Linked DNA regions of Homo sapiens: region 2 is linked to region 1. Evidence: chromatin contacts called from ENCODE Hi-C data. All regions are on one chromosome and are shown on one strand. Each heading gives the region's core, a stretch centred on a gene start or an enhancer-like site at or near the end of the contact. The rest is flanking DNA. Distances are from core to core; before and after follow the strand shown. Region 1 has its middle 150 kb from the start of LINC01891. Region 2 has its middle 24 kb from the start of ACKR3.

What was found. Hi-C counts contacts between places; a loop is a spot of excess contacts on that map. Pooled maps may share reads with other maps.
Region 2: a pooled map shows a loop between it and region 1 (4-fold over the local background). The contact joins two enhancer-like sites. A Hi-C loop is called at or near these places in 2 of 37 single-sample maps with no recorded cell type and 6 of 50 pooled maps.

The regions. Positions count from the first base shown.
Region 1 is chr2:234,305,258-234,311,204 of GRCh38, reverse strand. No RefSeq gene overlaps it. Among named protein-coding and RNA genes, the nearest start is that of LINC01891, 150 kb to the left of the region's middle. RefSeq lists an enhancer at 2,023-2,162. Within about 2 kb of position 2,229, at least 5 of the 41 ENCODE cell types and tissues checked have a DNase peak (open chromatin) inside an H3K27ac peak, as active enhancers do.
Region 2 is chr2:236,543,511-236,548,883 of GRCh38, reverse strand. It overlaps a transcript of ACKR3 not described here. Among named protein-coding and RNA genes, the nearest start is that of ACKR3, 24 kb to the left of the region's middle. RefSeq lists enhancers at 2,462-2,511, 3,632-3,761. Within about 2 kb of position 2,928, at least 7 of the 41 ENCODE cell types and tissues checked have a DNase peak (open chromatin) inside an H3K27ac peak, as active enhancers do.

The DNA.
Region 1 (5,947 bases), core at 980-3,479:
GCAGAGGTTGCAGTGAGCCAAGGTCACACCATTGCACTCCAGCCTGGGCAACAAGAGTGAAACTCCATCTCAAAAAGAAAGAAAGAAAAGAAAAGTTGAAAGCATTTCCAATAAATTCCGAAATACCTGCCATTTCCTATTGTCTAATGTAGCTCTAAAAGTTCGGGGCAATGAAATAAGTCCAGAAACAGCAATACAAGGTATAACTTTTTAAGTCAAGAAGACAAAATGATCTATATTTGCCTGTGATATGATATTTAATTTGTGACTCTAGGAAACTTTAATTACAAATTAAAAACTATTAAGACTAATAGAAGAACCCATTAAAAAGAGACGAGGTTTAAGTTAATGAACACAAATCAATGGTTATAAAACAGCCTAAATCGAGTTCCTCAAGGCAGGTGGCTGATCAACATGGACTAGAAAGGGCTCCTTGCTGGGCCTTCACAAAGGAGAGTGATGGTCAGAGGCTGGAAGACTGATGTTGCTGCTTCACAGTAGATATGGGCCAAGACATTATAAACTGTCATATTCTGAAAGTGTTGTGTGTTCCGAAGCCTTCTCTCTGTTGATGATTACTGTTACCCTCTGTTGGTGTCTCCATAGAGATTATTGCTTAAAAAAAAATAAGAAAGCCGACCTGCGGGTTAGTCTTAAGAAGGTGTGTCACTTGCTTCCTAGAGTCCCAGCCCCAGAGGAGTGGTTGGTGCAGCGCCATCTGGACCATGCAGCCACCACAGCGAGTTGGGGGTGACAATTTGAGTCTAAGGGAGTGATCCTGGGAGCTCAGCAGGAGAAAAGCCCAGGAGTTGTTCCTGGATATATTGCTTGCAAATCTCCAGGCAAGCTCAGCTGTTTCAGCGGATGAGTGTTTCCTGACGTGTGGGCACCTGCTGCTGGTTCTGTCCCCTTTCTCCAGTGTCCTTTAGAGTGTGCCTGGGGATAGAAGCAGTGTTATTTCTCCCTTGGCTTCAAGCAGGAAAAATATTCTCATACAGTGTTGTCTGAAAGAGTGATTTTCAAAATTGTGGGTCATGACTCGATAGAGGATAGAGAATCTGTGTAGTGGATTTTGAGAAACTTTTTAAAAAATACAACTAATGGAAGAGAAGATAAAATGCCGAAGGACTTCACACGCAGTAAGGGCATGCGCTGTTTTGTGGCATTTCGGTTTCCTGGTTTGGGAAGAAGAAGCAGATGGTCTACACCACTGGAAGGCACAACTCCATAGACAAGGGGTTCCTGGACAAAAAGTTGATAGTAGCACCAGAAAGGTAGAAGCAGAAAGCAAACACATCCCACACACCTGGAGGCACCGAGGCAAGAGCTGTTCAGGTCATGGCCTTGGTGTAATCCTTGCCTTCTCTTTTCTCTCATGCTCTACATGTAAACCATATACAAAATTTGTCAGCTTGACCTGCACTCTATATCCAGATTCCAATCACTTCTCACCATTTACTCTGCAAAGTGGCAGCTGGAATATTTATATGGTTTGGCTGTGTCCCCACCCAAATCTCATCTTGACTGTAACTCCCACAATTCCCATAAGGGGAGGTGATCGAACTATGGGGGTGGGGGGCGGTCTTTCCTGAGCTGTTCTCATGATGGTGAATGAGTCTCATGAGATCTGATGGTTTTAAAAATGGGAGTTTCCCTGCACAAATTCTCTTTCTTTGCCTGCTGCCATCCACGTAAGACGTGACTTGCTTTTCCTTGCCTTCCGCCATGATTGTGAGGCCTCCCCACCCATGTGGAACTATAAGTCCAATTAAACCTCTTTCTTTTGTAAATTGCTCACTCTCAGGTATATCTTTATCAGCAGCATGAAAACAGACTAATACAAATATGCAGATGTTGCACCATTAAACCTAGCTAGAGTTTGGAGACTTCATAGCAAGGACGACTTGTGGCATTTTTCTGGTTATTTGCCATTAAATTGTGAGCCAGTGAACTGAAAGGCAGCACACTTAAAAGAGTCATTTTATCCACTGTTCTCTTTCATTTAACTGACGATCTCCTCTTTCTCCCTGTGATGCTGTAAACCCCATGTCTTTTGTGAAACTGGCTCTGTAATCAGACCATGGCCCATCCAGCCTTGAAGCTCTCTCCTGCTTACAGATGGGGTTTTGACATTATGCCTTTGGGTTTTGTGGCACAGAGATTTCCACTTCTTCCTCATGAGCCCAAGCAAGCGTGAGCTGTCTCAGCTACTTGGAGATTGACGTCAATCTTTCCGCATGAGCCAGGGGAAGCTGCCTCATTTGTTTGCCCTGTGGCTTCTCTACTTTTCAAAAAAGGGAAATCAGTTCTTCTCTGAGTCATGTTATATTTTTTGTGACCGATAGTAAACCTCTGAGAAATATCTCTAGACGTTACACAGTTCAAATCAGTCACTTATAAAATTAAGCATTATGCTCTCTCTCCTTCTGAAAAGTCCAGACAAAGAGCATCAGATTTCAGAGAAGAATCTGCTCTTCAGAACAAGGGCTAACCTTGCATGTGCAGTTGTCAGGTAAAGATAGATCAGCCCTACTCACATGGCTGTAACCATCCACAATTTGGTTTCTCTGTGCAAGTTCCTCTGGTTAAGAAGCCTGGGATACCCAGGGAGATGCTGGGTGATGGGCTTGCACACAGTATCGTTGGCGGCTTCCTAAGATGTCAGGCTGAGCATATCCATGTTTCGATTTTGGTGTCAGCCATCAGTTGCTTTTAGGCTTACAGCAATTCTCTATTTTATGAACTCAAACAAAATTACAGAAGGAAAGCTGTCAATTACTTTTCTTTACTTTCTGAATTAGAGTGTCCATCCCTAGTCCTCCACCAGACACCACTGTAGGCAAACAAAGCATCTTACAAATGATGCATCATCAAGATGCACAGGGAATTTTTTTTTTTTAAGAACTACAGGAAAAAAATCAGTCACATGTTTAGCATTTTCCCTGGAACAAATTTATTTTGCTGTTACAGTGGTCGGTGGCCTGCGGTGTCTGTCCTTGGTATTTGGACAAGGAGATGCCTGCTCAGTGACTAAGCTGGGGTTCTCCACATCAGCAAGGCCCTCACTCAGGATTGGCCATGGATATGGACCGACCCCACTGCACCTTTAGAGTCCAACAGCTTTCCTTCGCAAGATGGCCCACTGGAGGTGAAGGTGGATTCTGTTGCCCTGGATCCCAGGAAGTTAACTTGTTCCTATGTGAGTCAAACCTTGGGTCTGATCTCAATTGTTTCCAACCATAAGCAATTGGTCTAGTGTTCGATGCAGGGCATGCTCAGAGCTGTCTGGTTATTTGTCCACACCTTGCTTGGCACATGTGTTATTTTGGAGAAAACTTCCTTTCTGCCTGAGAAGCAGGCAATGAAAGGGAGCCTCCACTGGTAGACAAGACTCTCATTCTCAGGCTTTGCTAACCTCCAAGGCAGAGTTTGTGCCTTGTTTCTCTGAACCCGAATGGCACCTATTGAGTTCCTTTTTTATAGCACCCGTTAAGTTCCTCTCAAGTTCTCTAACTCTAACCCTAACTCTAGTAGCATATATCACTTACCTTATTGTAACTGTTGCTTCCTCATTACATTGTAAGTTACTTGCAGGTGGATATTTAGTGTTAATTCATGTTGGTATCCCCAAGCTTAACATAGTAGCCACTTGTATCAGTTACCTCTTGCTGTGTAACAAATTATCCCAAACTCAGTACCTTAAGACAATGAGCACTTATTATTGTGGCTTATGTGTCAGTGGATCAGCTGAGGGTTGGCTGCTGAGCTGTACTGAACTTGACTGACCTCAGCTGGGTTCATTCGTGCATTTGGGGGATCATCTGGGGTCACTGCTCTAGCCTGGGCTTGGCTGGTAGAATTTAGCTGAGGCAGCTCTGCCCCACACAGCTCTCATCCTCCTCACAGGACCAGTGACCTAGTCTGGGCATGTCCTTCTCATGGCCATGGCAGAAGATCAAAACAGAAAAAAAAAAAAAAAAAAAAAAAAAAAAAAAAGCATTAAGGTCTCTCGAGACCTAGGTTCAAAACTAGTAGTGCTCGGTCACTGTTATCTCATTCTATTAGACGAAGCAAGTCTCACGATCAAGGCCACCCCCAAGGTGGGAAAACAGACTCTGCCTCTTTGGGGTAGCAGGTACTGTATAGTCCACATGGCAATGGATGAGCCCATTAACTTAATTGGGCACACTCCTTGACTCATACCATTAGCAAGTTCAGGCTCAGCTTGGCGCCAGTTCTTTTCTCAGTCAGAGGGGATTCAGCTGGGTGCAACGACTCACACCTGTAATGCCAGCTACTCAGAAGGCTGAGGTGGGAGGATCACTTAAGGCCAGGAGTTCAAGACCAGCCTGGGCAATGTAGTGAGACCCTGTCTCTAAAAAAGAAGGGGAGGGATTAAAGGATTCCTTCTTTGGTGCAAACCCAGCATTGATCCAAGCTTGCTTCGTGGAAGCCGTCTAGTTAATATCTGGCACCCAGCCTAGGAGGTGATTTGAAATGGGTAGGAGGGGCTCATAATATCCGGGGATGAGACTCCTGTCCTGAAACCACTCCTGCAAGCTAGGACTTGCTGAGTCCTGAGAAATAGCACTGCTGCTCCCTGCCTGGAACTTTACACATGCCCTGCTCTGAGATTCCTCTTTGTTACGCTCCTACCACCATCCAAATCACCTGCCATTCCTTGTTGGACATTTGTTACCAAAGGCTAAGCATGAAGGTCTTGTCTACCAGTGGAAGCCCCTTTCCTTGCCTGCACCTGAGTCTTTTGCCTGCTTTCATGGAAGTGTCAAGTGTGAGGTCTTGAAATTCAGGCTTTGAATGTCCAGTTTTCAGTAGTCTGTTCTGCTGTATGATAAGCAGCCAAACAGAAACAAAACAAGAATAAACTTTGCTTTTTAAAAACTGCTTTCCTAAGTTTCTTTTTGTCATATTAAGAGCCTAATGTGATGAGAGAACTTTCCACTGAGAAGACCAAACAGTAACAGATAATGTAGGTTACTTCCCTGAAATCAACCACCAAGCAAGTAGACGAGTCCTGACCAAAACCTTGGTCACCTGATGACCAGCTTAGATTCTTTTTCCTGTCCTCTGGCTCTTCTCGTGGTTAGTAAAATTCCTAACAGCGACTGACTGAGGCAGGAACATCATAGTAAGGAATGCACCATGTGTTAATGAGTGCATTTAGGAATCCTGCTGGCCCCTATCCTTTTCACATCCACATGTCTGTCCTGACTGCATGAGGCATCAGAGAGATTGTAAAAGGCGGATCACCCATGCCCTTAGAAATTGCCTATGGCAGTGGTTCTCAAAGAGTGTCCCCAGGGCATCCACATCAGCATCACCTGTTTACCTGGCCTCCACCCCACAGCTACCAAATCAGAAATTCTGGGGATAGTGTGCCCAACAGTCTATGTTTTCACAAGCCCTCCAGGGGATACTAAGGAATGTTCAAGTTTGAGAACCACTGATCTAGAGATCTAAACCATCACCAGCCTAGCAGTGATGGCTTTGGTGGTATATGGGGTGTCTGAAACAAAGTTTTCCTTAAATGCACCAAGAAACCCTTCCCATCTCTACCAGTATTGTAGTCAGACACAAGAATGCAGCATGGATTTAAGAAATTTGGAGGGTTTTTGTTGTTGCTTTAATTTGGTGGGCACAGGTTGGAAACTGTGTAGAGGGATATGGAAACACTGCAAGGATTGCCCCTCTGAGTAATGGGACAAGATAATCAAAATCAAAACCCTTTTGTGTTTTGTGACATTCCTAGTATTTCCTAGCTCTCTCTAGTTCTTTCCTAAGTGTAGGTTCTTATCTTGGTCCCTTTTAGCAATTATTCTCAGTTGTATTATTTCTGGCACAGAATATGTCTAATCCCAAAACAGAGCACATCAGTTATGCAATATTTAATGCTAAGTGACACTGGTTCATCCCATGTGTGGCACTG
Region 2 (5,373 bases), core at 1,679-4,178, 2.2 Mb before region 1:
TTTAGATGCATGTGCACGAGCTTTTAATAAGCTAGTTGGCAAGAAACTCATCCAGTAAGTATAAATCACAATTAAATAAATACTGAACTGTGCTTATGTGAGTTTTTATTGGCTGTTATGTCAGAGAAGGTCAACATCTGCAACTCTCTTCAAACAATGCTCCATAGTCTCTGCCATTAGAGAGTCACATGGAGCTCTCCTCCTAAGTTGAATGATAACTCTTGCCCGTAAGGTTTACAGTGTCCTTGCTCAGCTGTCCTCTTCCTGAATTGGTTTGCTCATGAAAGACGGGGCAGGTGACAAAGCTGAGAAGTCAGATCAAAGACCTCCCTGCAAGATGCCACACCCTCCCTGGGAAGATTAACGAGGGAGATGGTGAAAATCTTACCATCTTAACCTAGGTTCTGGTGGGAGGGAGAAAAAATGTTCCCTGAGAATTCAAAATAACATACCAGACTTTATGTGGGTTTAGGGCCTGATTTCATAACATCTTTGTGGTCCAAAAATATCTTGGCTAAGAATTCAGTTTAAAGTAGGCCTTCATGCAGTAGCCAGATTGAAACAAACACACATGCTTTCTGGGAGAGGCATTCTCAACCTAGGCCTCAAACCATTCCCTGAATACCACTGATCATGAGTTCATAAGAAAAAAAATTAAATCATAAAATACATGAAAAAACCCAAGATACTATGAGAATTAAGCAGGAACAACAAACAGCAGGATCAAACCTGTAAAACTATAGTTATTAAAATTATCAGATACAGACTGCAACATTAGAATGTAGAAAAAAACATAGACATGGGAAATGGGAAGGAGAAATGAAAACTAGGAAAGGCCAGTGGGAATGTGGAAGATATGTCTAATTGCAATTCCAGAAGGAAAGACTTCAGAGAATGGGATGACACAACAATCAGGGAAAGTGGCTCCTCTGAGTTTTCCAAATTGATGAAAGACACAAATCCTCAGATTCAGGAAGCACAACAAATCTCAGGCAGAAGGCATTGGAAGAGCTAGCACCCAGATACGCTGTAAAAAAAAAAAAAATGAATGAAAGATAAGAGGGAAGATCTTAAAAGCAGCCTGGAGAAAAGGCAGACTGCACAAAGAATAGGCAATTAGATTGAAATATGACTTTTCAGCTGCAAAAATGGAAGCCAGAAATCAGTGGATTCATATCTCTAACATGATGAAAGATCACAGCTGTCAATCTAGAATTGTAAGCCCAGGATAATTACCTATTAAGAATGAGTGCAAAAATTTAAAAAACATTTTAACTATCAAAAAATTGAGTTTTCTGCCAGCAAAGCTTCCTTAAAGGAACTTCTCAAAAGGTTCCACTACTTAAAGGAATAAAATGGTCTCAGGAAAAAAATGGTCTGATATGCAAGAAGGAAACGTGAACAAAGAAAATAATCTGCTTGTCGGTAAATCCAAACCAACTTTATACATATATTTGTGGAGCCTATTCTTTTGTGTATAAAGAATATACATTCTTTGACAGATAAGCCTAGAGATAAATTTGCCTCTCTAAAGAACATTTCTCAGTTAGGACCTGAACTTCCATAAGTATACTAACACTTTTATACTGTAGGACTTGAAATATGTTAAAAAGCAAGAAGAAAAAAACAAGAATAATATTTGTAAACAGTCATTAGCTCTCTATAAAGAGGCTCTGGGCAACTTTTATTTCCTTCTTCACACTGTACTAGGTTTTCTGCAGTTTCTAGAATCATTATTGCTGAGGTCTCACAACCACCTGTCATCATGACAATGTGTGTCTATGGACAGGGGTGATGGATGCCATCTAAGACAGGTGGAATAAGAAGTCTCCACCAACCTCCAACTCTCTGACTCTAGAGTCAATGCTGCTGAAGCCCGACAAGAGAGGATGTACTGTTCAGGGGAAGACAAAAGTCACAGGGCCAATGCTGCATTGATTTACAGTGGGAACAACCACCTCCAAGGCCAGCCCCTTTCTCTCCCTGTAGGCAGCTCTTAGAGAGAAGCCAAAACATAGTGAGAACATGCTTTCACTGGGGTGGATTCAGAGCAAAGGAAGTGGGCTAAGTGAGCCTCCTGCATAACGGTCACAGGAAACACAGCCTCCTTGCCCTTCCTGCCAGTGGGCTGGGTCGCCCAGTCCCCTGAACGAGGCTCCCCATCCCCAGGCAGGGTCTGGATGGCACTGCCCACATCTGTTTGCCTCTGGTGCTCTGCGCACTCTCTGCTGCCCAGGTTCTCCAACCCTCTCTTCCTGTAGTGAGTAAAGCTTCAGGCAGGAGGGTGGTCACGTCTGGCAGGCCTGAGCGCCCTCTCCACGGTGACTGGCTGTCTGCTCATCTTTGGATGTTACAATTTAAATCTCAGAGCACACTCTGATACCTGTAAATTTAATTTATCATTATAACCACCAAAAACTGACAACAAATTTTATTAAATTTATAGTGGAAAAGTATCTATGTAGTAAAAATCACAATGTGAACTAGCCCTGCCCTTGTGGAGAGAGATGGACTCAGAGAGACAGAGGGGGAACTTCATTGATCACTGAAGTCAAGAGGTGTGTGTCAGTGAGTGGGCCCTGAGAAGCCGTCCTTCCAGAAGGAGGCCTCAAAGAGGTCCTTTTCCCCCAGGGGCACACCTGTCATCAAAGTACCCATTGTGCCTACAACGATGTAAAAAATCATCTTCCTATCACAAATTCAACAAACTTAGCTAATTATCTAGCTTCTCCTGGGACCAAGAATCGTTAGAAAGAAAATTCTGGTACGGGAGCAAAACATCGCATCGTTGGTGCTTCACAACTCACAAAACGTGGTCCTGTATTTTCTCCAGGAATACATGCAATGAGTCTCTGAAAAGGAAGCAAAACTTACAGTGGTGAAACGTGGCCCCTCCTTTGTAGTCGTGCTGAGAAACAGAGAACAGCTGTCCACAACTTCATTTCCTTTCTCGCAGACTTTAAAGTTGGGGCTTTTCAATTCTCATTACGCCGTATGTTTTCGGTGTGTGAAATTCAACAATGATACACTAAACCAGGCAAATAATTTAATAAATAAACATGACTTCTCTTTCTAATAATATAAATTTATTTGGCTTGGAAAACACAGTGAGCTCTCCCCATAAGAACTGTAAAGTATATTCCCAGGGGTTTTATTTTACATCCCCAGATAGAAGAGATTCCGTGTCATATACCATGAAATCGTAGTGTTTCATAACCAAGTTGTAAAGTGCAGCACTGAAAGTTGATTTTGTCCGTCTGCCACACTTTTATTGACGATTTGATACACTCATTCTTCCCCGGAGCCCTAATATTTTGTGCACTCTTCTTGCCATACCTTGAACATCATCGTCTAAACATTGATTGGCTGCCTGTGGCACTCTGGCTCCCAGATCCTGGGGTGTAGCATGTGTCTTTCCTACAGACATCTGCACAAATGCGGAAGAAATGTCAAATAGAAACCCTGAGTTTCTACGTGATGTGACTTTGAGACGGTAAATGAAGCGGAAAGCCTGGGTGTTGTCTTCTTAGGCAGGGTGACAGAAGGAGGGCTCTGGATCCCAGCAGAGGGGGCATTTCAGACCCGTGAGTGAGCCCACCAGGCACGAACTCTCAAACTCCCTTGGGCGACAGAGCCCCTGGAAGTCAGGGCGTTTGTCTCACATCCTTCAGTTGCTAGAAACAGAAGCCCTCCCAGCCACATGGAAGCTTCTAAAGATGACGAAGGCACAGAAAGGACCCGGGGTGTCCCACAGAATCCAAGGGCAGTGAAGGCGAATACCCTGAGTGACTATAGTGAACAAGCATGCCCGGCAGCCCCAAGATATCAGGCTCCTTGGGGGCCATGTGTCTTCCCCACCTCTGCTCTGCCCTGGTTGCCAGCCACCACCTGTGGACCAGAGTTCTCCTCTTTGGAGTGAAAACTAGTGGCCTGAGTTTTCTACAAATATATCCAAGTGTCCCCAATTAAAAGCAAACCAACAAACTCCATATTCTGTCTTCTATATTATGTTATACTTTCTAAGATTCTAAAACAATTGCCTGCACTCCGTGTCTCTACTTTCTCCCAAATCTAGCCCACATCTCTCTCCCAAGCACAAAACCTGGTACCTCGAATTCCTGGTCTGAGCCAGTCATTATCCCCCTGACCCCACTTTTCCTTTTATTCCCTCAGCTCGGTTACAAGACCACCATCCATCCAGGGGCTCAGCCCAGAATCCCGGGGACCGTCTTCATTCTGCCTTCGTCTTCAACATCTGCTCGTCCCTATTCCCATCGACTCAGGCCTTCAGGCATCTCTCCAGCCTGCCCTGAGCTCTCCAACCCAAGCTACGAGCCCTCAGCCTTGCAGGGCCTGTGCTCGCACAGCAGCCCCCCAGCCCTGGCACTGGTCTCCCTGCCTCCAGACCTAGCAGTCATTTTCTCCGACCTGCTCCGACAGGAAGCCACTGATCATACGATGCATATGATGCATACAACGCAAAGCTGATCATACGATGACCCCTGACCCAACTGAATGCCTTCCCCCCATCCACAGAAGCTGTAATAACCTTTCTGAATCCTGGATCCTTTTTTGTCCTTATAAAGATATGAACCCCTCCGGGCGCGGTGGCTCACGCCTGTAATCCCAACACTTTGGGAGGCTGAGGAGGGCAGATCACAAGGTCAAGAGTTCGAGACCAGCCTTGCCAATATGGTGAAACCCCATCTCTACTAAAAATACAAAAATTAGCCGGGCATGGTGGTGGGCACCTGTAGTTCCAGCTACTCGGGAGGCTGAGGCAGCAGAATCACTTGAATCCGGGAGGCAGAGGTTGCAGTGAGCCGAGATCACATACTGCATTCCAGCCTGGGTGACAGAGCAAGACTCTGTCTCAAAAAAAAAAAAGTGTATATATATATATATATATATATATATATATATATATATATATATATATATACCCTTCTCCCAGGAGAAAAAATTGCACATATCTGTAACCACTATGTCATTGAACAAGCACAATTCAATTCGTGGATATAACGATATAGTAATTTTATTTTGAATCCCATCAATCTTTCAAATTTACACTGGATGCTGAATCTTCTCCTGCCCTTGAATGAAATTTAGGTCACATTTCATCAGTATTCTGGTCACTTCCAGATAATACAAGTGACCATCCAAGGTAGTAGTTCAAACATCCAGCGTAGTGACTCCATTAAAATGTGCGATTTCACTTGCAGTTACCCCTCCCTGCCGGTCCATGCCTTCTGTAGACTGGGCACCCACTCTGGAGGGTGAGGGCTTCATCTCTTTACCCATGGTATACATTTATCCATCCACTCCCCTGGGGGTGGGATTGGGACTCACGACATATCAATAACTCTCTCCAAA